2 separate regions of the Homo sapiens genome follow, and region 2 is linked to region 1. A link is an interaction called in ENCODE POLR2A ChIA-PET data of the cell type or tissue named here. Cell type or tissue: Panc1. All regions are shown on one strand.

Region 1 (4,000 bases):
AAATTCAGTGAAATATTAAGTAATGCTAAAGTTACCGTGGCAGACTGAACACATGCATCAAATTTTGTTCCTTCCCCAAAACTCTGCTAAACTATAGGAAAGGTATTTTATAATACTTAAATCCATAAACAGGAGAGGACATAATAGCAACAAAACTTTCAAAGCTGGAAAGCAGATGGTTGAGATCGCTAACTTAGCAGTTTCCAGAGGCAGATTTCAAATTGGTGGTGGGAGAAGCACCAAGTAACTCTAGAACCACGCGTGAAGGGACAGGTACCCAAAATAAAGAGGTTTGGGTGAGAGCTGTTTGAAAATTAGTTAGATCCCTAGATCCTATGATGTGGGGTAATTGCTCCTCTTCCACTGTAGTCTGAGGTTTATCCTTTAAGAGAGAGTAGAACACCCAGTCTGGGGGAGTTGTGGGTGCTGCACTAAAGGAGAGGGATGAGTTCCAAAGCCCTGGTGTCCACCTGGCTTCAGAACACTGGGGCAGGCCCTGTAGTCAGGATACTAGAAGACTTTTCTTTGGGCACTCTGACCAGTCCAAGAAGAAAGACCTAAAGTGACTGAGTTGAAGGTTCACGCCCCAAAAGTCCCTGCAGATGACCCACTGTGAAGCCGCTCGTCTGTAATCCCCAGTCATGCACTTAGAATTGGTGCTCAGCTCTTTAGCAGGTCCCACTTGCATTTGTGAACGAGGATCACTAGATTTCTGAGGAAAGTCTCTCATGCAGAAGTTGGAGACTAAAGGGAGCAAAGGGGGAAAATCAGCTTGGAAGAAACTAAAAAACAAAAAAGCTGTCATCAGAATCCTTAGAAATAAGAAAGGATATTGCATCTTTGAAACAAAAATAGGATGCTAAAATTAAAAAGAACAGATGATGTTAAAGAGCTCTTGAAATTAAGAACTTGATGGCAAAAATAATTTTAATTATTTTTGTTTTCAGTTCTTTTGGTGGTTACATTCATAACTATAAATAGTACGCTTATACTGTTGTATCTTGTCAGTTTATTTTTCCATGGGGACCTCATGATGTAACAGTATCATAAATGCCTTATCTGAATTGAAAAGGAAGATAAACTATTTAGTGAATAACTATTTCTGTAAAGTATAAAGTTTTGGTCTTTTTTTTTTTTTTTGCTGAGGTCTTTTAATAAAGCTCCTCCTGGCTGTCACATCATAAGCAGAGTAGGACATCAGTGTTTGACTTCAAGCTTTGCATTTTCAAGGATATTGAATGATAGCTTCATTTCCAAGGGCAAGTCTGGATTTTGGGGGGGGCCTGGTAACTGTCATAGTAGCTGAGCCTCCCTATTGCATTGTTTATGAAACTATTTTGACTGTGATCTACAGTAAGAAATGTGTTACAGCATAGCTATAGATATGTGTATATCTCTCTGTATATATCCATTTGTATCTATCTCAAATCTTAATTCTTTGGACTGAAGTGACTTTTTTCTTTTTAATTTTTTATTTTATTTTATTTTATGTTATATTATGTTTGTTTTGTTTTGTTATGTTATGTTATGTTATGTTATGTTATGTTATGTTATGTTATGTTATGTTATGTTATTTTGAGACAGGATCTCTGTCGCCCAGTCTGGAGTACAGTGGAACTCCTGGGCTCAAGCAGTCCTCCCGCCTCGTCCTTCCAAAGTGTTGGGATTACACATGTGAGCCACAGCACCTGGCCTAGGTTGGCTTTCTTTATAATCTAAACTGATGTGTTTTCTTTCTTGGTGTAGGCAGTCGACAAGTACTTTAAGCTTCCTCATGCTTCCAGTAAACCACCCCGGATTTCAGGAAGCCTTGTGGACACTTCATATAAAACATTAAGATTTGCATTCAGAGCATCACTGAAAACTGCCATCTATCGAATAACTACTACATTTGGTGAACATCTGAAGTAAGTTTACCTGTTTTGATCCATGATGATACCTATTCTGGGGAGCTTTCCTTAGAAATAGGTATGGGAATGATAAGGCTCATGTGTTGAAAGTGTTCTTTTGGGACCTTGATGATTCTCACTGTAAACTTACAGCTTGGATGTGGACTTAATATTTATATTTTAAAATTTGGCCCATCATAAAGCTTTGGGGATTTCTTTCAAATGGACAAAAGAAGACAGAAAGTTATAAATGCAGCAGATTAATTATATATATATATTTAAATTATCAAAAGATCCTTAAGGGAGAAAAAAGAGCAGAAAACCCGAGTACCTTTCCAGAAAAGCATATTAAAACTAATTCTATTGTTATATCTTGGTCAGCAAACTGAAGACTTGGGGTGAGCAAAGTATTCCAGAAATGAATCCCTGGTGCTTTGTGATTCATGCTGGAAAAACACCAACAGATCACAACACCTTGAGAAACAGAACCAGAGAGAAAACCACAAATGCCAAGCCTGTTTATATTTAGTTTTATTCATGTTTACTGCTTTCCTCTTGTGAAATGATCTAGCTAGGCAGGATGAGGGATACTAGCTTAGTAACTAAACTGTATTTATATTTATCACAATTATAAATGAACTTTAGAAGACACGAGAGATTGCTCTGCTGTTTTTGTATGCAATCAATGAATAGTTTAAGACTTCCAATTTAAATTAAAGTTAAATAAAGTTAAAAATTCAATTTGTCAGTCACCCTAGCCACATTTGAAGTACTTAATAACTACATGTGTTTAGTAGCTACTGTATTGGACAACAGAAGTATAACATCTTTCCCTACTTCCAGAAAGTTTTATCAGATAGTGCTATTCTAGACAATACACTTAGAACTTAATGTTTTTTCATTTACTCTTTTCAAAGACCCTGTGAAGTGTAGAAATTATCATAATTGTACAGATACGAAAACTGAGGCATAGAGATGTTAAAATTTGCCTGATAGCACAATCTAGTGCGTATTAAACATGAACCTGAAATCAAGTCTTTCTTTCTCTTAAAAATCTTTCATCTTTCTATCTACAACACTAGACTGCCTCCAAGATATAAATTAGTATGTAGGACACATTCAGAAAATACTGATGAATTTAGAGAATGAAATAGATATGACATATATTAATGATAGAACAAAAGCAAGGAGAAGGGCATACCCGTAGACCTTGCCTGACTGTGCTCATGTCCAGGCAGGGGGGACATTGTATTCGAGATTAATTTGAAGTTCCTGCCAGCTTTATCCAGCTTAATCAGTGGCTGGATAAATAGCAGGACTGTAACATTCCCCTGGGGGAAAAAAGGCAAGAAGAAAAGGGGAGCATAGGGATTTAGATAAGAAAGCGATATAGGCCAGGCACAGTGGTCTATGCCTGTTATCCCAGCACTTTGGGAGGCCGAGGTGGGTGGATCACCTCAGGTCAGGAGTTTGAGATCAGCCCGGCCAACATGGTGAAACCCCGTCTCTACCAAAAATACAAAAATTCACTGGGCGTGGTGGTGCTCACCTGAAATCCCAGCTACTCGGGAGGCTGAGGCATGAGAATCACTTGCACCCAGGAGGCGGAGGTTGCAGTGAGCCGAGATCGTGCCTCTGTACTCCAGCCTGGACAACAGAGCGAGACTCGGTCTCAAAGAAAAAAAAGAAAAAGAGATATAGATGACTGATTAAAAATTATGAGAATGGATTATGAGAATGGGCCGGTTGCAGAGGCTCATGGCTGTAATCCCAGCACTTTGGGAGGCCAAGGCGGGCGGATCATCTGAGGTCAGGAGTTTGAGACCAGCCTGGCCAACATGTTGAAACCACTTCTCTACTAAAAATACAAAAATTAGCTGGGCATGGTGGCAGGCAACTATAATCCCAGCTACTCCAGAGGCTGATGCAGGAGAATCACTTGAACCCGGGAAGTGGAGGTTGCAGTGAGCCGATACTGCACCACTGCACTCTAGCCTGGGCGACCGAGCAAGACCCTGCCTCAAAGATAAATAAATAAATAAATACATAAATAAATAAAATAAAAATTGTGAGAATGAAATTCCGCCTTAGTTTCTTTTCTCTGAAAAGAG
Region 2 (4,000 bases), 150 kb before region 1:
GAGACTGGACTGGAGCAGTGGAGAAAAACCAGTTTAGAAGGAAGATGACTGTATTCCTGATAAGTCTCTTCTCTCATTAATCGTGGAGGTTCTAGAGTCATACCTAAAGTTTGAATTCCATTTCTGGCACTTATGAGCTGTATATCATTGAACACCTTGCTTGGCTCCTCTAAACCTGTTTTCTCACCAGTAAAGTGGGTTAAAGTACCTTTCTCATAAGATTGTAGTCAAAAGTGAATGGATAAATATGTTTGACTCATCATAGGCTCTCCATAAATGTTTATGACCAAGACCACCAATAGTAGTATTATCGCCATACACACAAAAAAATCGGAACAATGCCAAATTCAGAAAAGCTCTACTTGCTCTGTGTTGTATGGTTGCGAACATTTGGAAGATTAGTTACACAAGACTATATTTTACCATAGGGTTTTTTGGAAACATACAGAGTAACTTCCATGTTGTTTCTGATCCCAGTGCTCTGTGTAGTTCCACTGTGCATGATAATCTCAGGCAGAGGGAAAAAGAAATATAGGGACAAAAACATACAGCCAGATTAACACTTTACTTACTTTGTTTACAATGTTAGTACAGACCTTGAAGATTGAAAAAAGCACGTCTAAAGAGCCAGTTGATTTTGAGCAATGGATTGAAAAAGGTATGTGTTTCACCAGCATTGTTCTGAGCATGAAGGAGTAGATAATATTCCTTTGATTCTGCATTTCTCATCTAGCTGCACTTTGGTGAAAAAAGATGACTTTAATGATCCTTGTGACACATTTAGGGTCTAGAAAGACCCAGGTTTGAATACAAAGCTGCTTCTTCATTTACTGGTTATATAAGTATTAACATGTGACTTAATTTTTCTCAGTTTCAGAATCCTTATTAGGAAAATGGTGATGATATCTATCATTCAAGGTTTTGGTGAACTAGTGTCTGGCATATAATAGACAATAAATATTAGTTTCTCATCTTCTTTCCTTTTGTCCTGATTAAGGGTACTATTTAAATATCACCAGCAGAATTGATAGCCTCTACTTAATTAAACACAGCATCTTGCCTTCATATGTCTATTTTCCCTTTCAAAATACCATGAAAATAATATTAAAGGAATAAAAAGAGGCATAAACCTACAAGGACAAAAGATTTAACAACCAGCAAACTAAAGCAAATGTGAGAGATCAGTGTATATTATGATAAAGAGAAAGCAGATTGAAGAGTAGTAACTTCTTTAGCTGAATGAACTGTGTTATAACCTAAGGTCTTGACAAGGAGCATGTCAATAAGAAGCAAGCCACTTTGCCACACAAAACCCCAGAAAGGCCTAGAGCTCAAAGGCAACAGGTGCCATGGGAAGTATGAATGAGACCTGGGTCAGAAAACAAGGATGATTAGTTGAACATCTATTTACAGAGTAATCAGACTCTAGGTACCTTCTTCCGTCCTACAAAACTAGGTGACCACTCCTTTATCCCACAGACCTCCACCACAACCCTCAAGAGACAACTGCAAATATAGAATGTTGAGGCTCAGGAGACCAGATATAGTAGGGAGTGAGTGAGACATGGAGTTGAAAATACGATACTAGTGGAAGCCTACATATTGAATAGTGGGAACACCAGCCTCCTTCCTGTGTTCTGGTATTAACTTCAGCAGCCAAGAATATACCCTCAGCTGGGAGACTGGAACATTCATCTTTGGAGAAACTAAATGGCCCTAGAAAAAAGACCTATGGATACTGACAAAGGCCAGCTCATTTCTGGTCACCTTATTTAAGTCCAGTAATCAATAAGTGTGGCTCATGCACACAGTTTTCAAATGATGCACAGTTTTCAAATGATCCACAAGTAACAAAAGAAAGATCACAAGACATTAATGAAGACCTCAAACCCTGAATATAATCAAGCTTTTAGCTCTAATTTCCAATCTATAAGAAATGTAGAGGATAGAGGAACAAATTAAGTGAAACCACGAATAGACAAGATGATAAAATCTAGAATGTGGGGCCTGGGCACAGTGGCTCATGCCTGTAATCCCAACACTTTGGGAGGCTGAGGGAGGAGGATTGCATGAGTCCAGGAGTTCAAGACTGGCCTAGGAAACATGGCAAGATGTTGTCTCTACAAAAAAAAATTAAAAATTAGCCAGGGATGGTGACATGTGCCTGTAATCGTAGCTACTTGGGAGGCTGAGATGGAAGGACCACTTGAGCCCAGGAGGTTGAGACTGCAATGAGCTGTGATCATGCCACTGCACTCCAGCCTGGGTGACAGAGCAAGACCCCATCTCTTTAAAAAAAAAAAAAAATCTAGAATGTGGGACATTGTACAGGACAACTGACCTGGTCTCTTCAGTAAGTCAAAGACATTAAAAAATGTGTGTAGGGGAGAGAAAGCAGTTGAAGGTTAAAAGAGACTTAATTCTGATTTTAATAAACCAATTAAAAAAGACAGGGACAATTGGGGAAATTTGAATAGGAATTGGGTTTCATATTATATTAAACCACTATTTTTAATGTTATGATGGTGGTATTATGGTTATATAAAGAATTATTATTTAGAAATGGATAATTAAGTATTTAGGGGAAGCTAGGCTCACGCCCATAATCCCAGCATTTTAGGAGGCTGAGGTGGGCGGATCGTTTGATCTCAGGAATTCAAGAAACTACCCTGGGCAACATGGAGAAATCTTGTCTCTACAAAAAATATACATATATATTTGCTAGGTGTGGTGGCATGCACCTGTAGTCCCAGCTGCTTGGGAGGCTGAGGAAGGAGGATCACTTGAGCCTCAGAGGTGAAGGTTGCCATGAGCTGAGATTGTGCCAGTACACTCCAATCTAGGCGACAGAGTGAGACCCTGTCTCAAAAGAACAAAAAAGTATTTAGAGATGAAATGTCAATAATGTCTTACACTTGCACTTGCTTTAACTTTTTTTTTTTTTTTTTTTTTGAGACTGGAGTGCAGTGGCGCAATCTCGGCTCACTGCAACTTCCGCTTCCCAGGTTCAAGTGATTCTCCTGCCTCAGCCTCCTGAGTAGCTGGAATTACAGGCGTGCACCACGTTGCCTGGCTAATTTTTGTATTTTTGGTAGAGACAGAGTTTTCACCATGTTGGCCAGGCTGGTCTCAAACTCCTGACCTCAAATCGTCCACCCACCTCAGCTTCCCATAGTGCTGGTATTATAGGAGTGAGCCACCACACCTGGCCTAAAATACTTTAGTGAAAAAAAAAATTGATAAATCCACTATGATGAAATGTTAGTAATTATAAAATCTAGCTTATGGGTATATGTGGGAGTTTTTTTATGTTCTCTCCTAAGTATGTTTGATATTTTTCTTTTTTCTTTTCTTTTTTTTTTTTTGAGACTGAGTCTCACTCTATTGCTCAGGCTGGAGTGCAGTGGCGTGATCTCGGCTCACTGCAAGCTCCACCTCCTGGGTTCACGACATTCTCCTGCTTCAGCCTCCCGAGTAACTGGGACTACAGGTGCCCGCCACCATGCCCAGCTAATTTTTTGTATTTTTTTTTTAGTAGAGATGGGGTTTCACCGTGTTAGCCAGGATGGTCTCAATCTCCTGACCTTGTGATCTGCCCGCCTCAGCCTCCCAAAATGCTGGGATTACAGGTGTGAGCCACCATGCCCAGCCGATATTTTTCAATTTTTCATAACTAAAAAAACTAAGCAAATGAAAAAGTTTATTATTAATTTCTGGTGATAGAGTTGTACAAGAAAGAAAATATCATTATAATGTATTATTTCAGGAGTAAATAACCTTTAGATAGACAGAGTAATGTAACCATCAAGTAGGATTTCAAATTTGAGAGGAGGTAAAGAGGGAGAAGTTGAAGGAGGAAGAAGAGGGGATTTCGGTTTTAAAAAGCTAAAATTTTACCTACCATACTATATAAAGTCAGTAAAAAATTTATCAAAAAGGAATAAAAGCATATTATAATTTCAGGAAAAATAGCTTGAAGAGTTGAGAATGTTTACTTCTA

The links. ChIA-PET counts read pairs that join two places held together with the same protein. Peaks named below come from ENCODE experiments on the same cell type or tissue, not always from the same donor. Only the 100,000 strongest peaks of a DNase experiment are listed, where the experiment ranks them.
Region 2: POLR2A ChIA-PET joins it to region 1 with 6 read pairs; 3 of 35 experiments call an interaction of 5 or more read pairs at or near these places.

Annotation. Positions count from the first base shown.
Region 1 is chr1:53,770,236-53,774,235 of GRCh38, reverse strand. It overlaps NDC1 (NDC1 transmembrane nucleoporin), which reads left to right. Exons shown (of 18, transcript NM_018087.5): 17 at 1,747-1,907. LOC124900439 (small nucleolar RNA SNORA58) reads left to right here and starts at 3,083; the gene lies at 3,083-3,218. RefSeq lists an enhancer at 3,136-3,698. In Panc1, no CTCF peak of the experiment used is centred here; a DNase peak (open chromatin) is centred at 2,342.
Region 2 is chr1:53,925,030-53,929,029 of GRCh38, reverse strand. It overlaps IFT25 (intraflagellar transport 25), which reads left to right. Exons shown (of 6, transcript NM_016126.4): 4 at 590-658. Among named protein-coding and RNA genes, the nearest start is that of IFT25, 19 kb to the left of the region's middle. In Panc1, no CTCF peak of the experiment used is centred here; no DNase peak of the experiment used is centred here.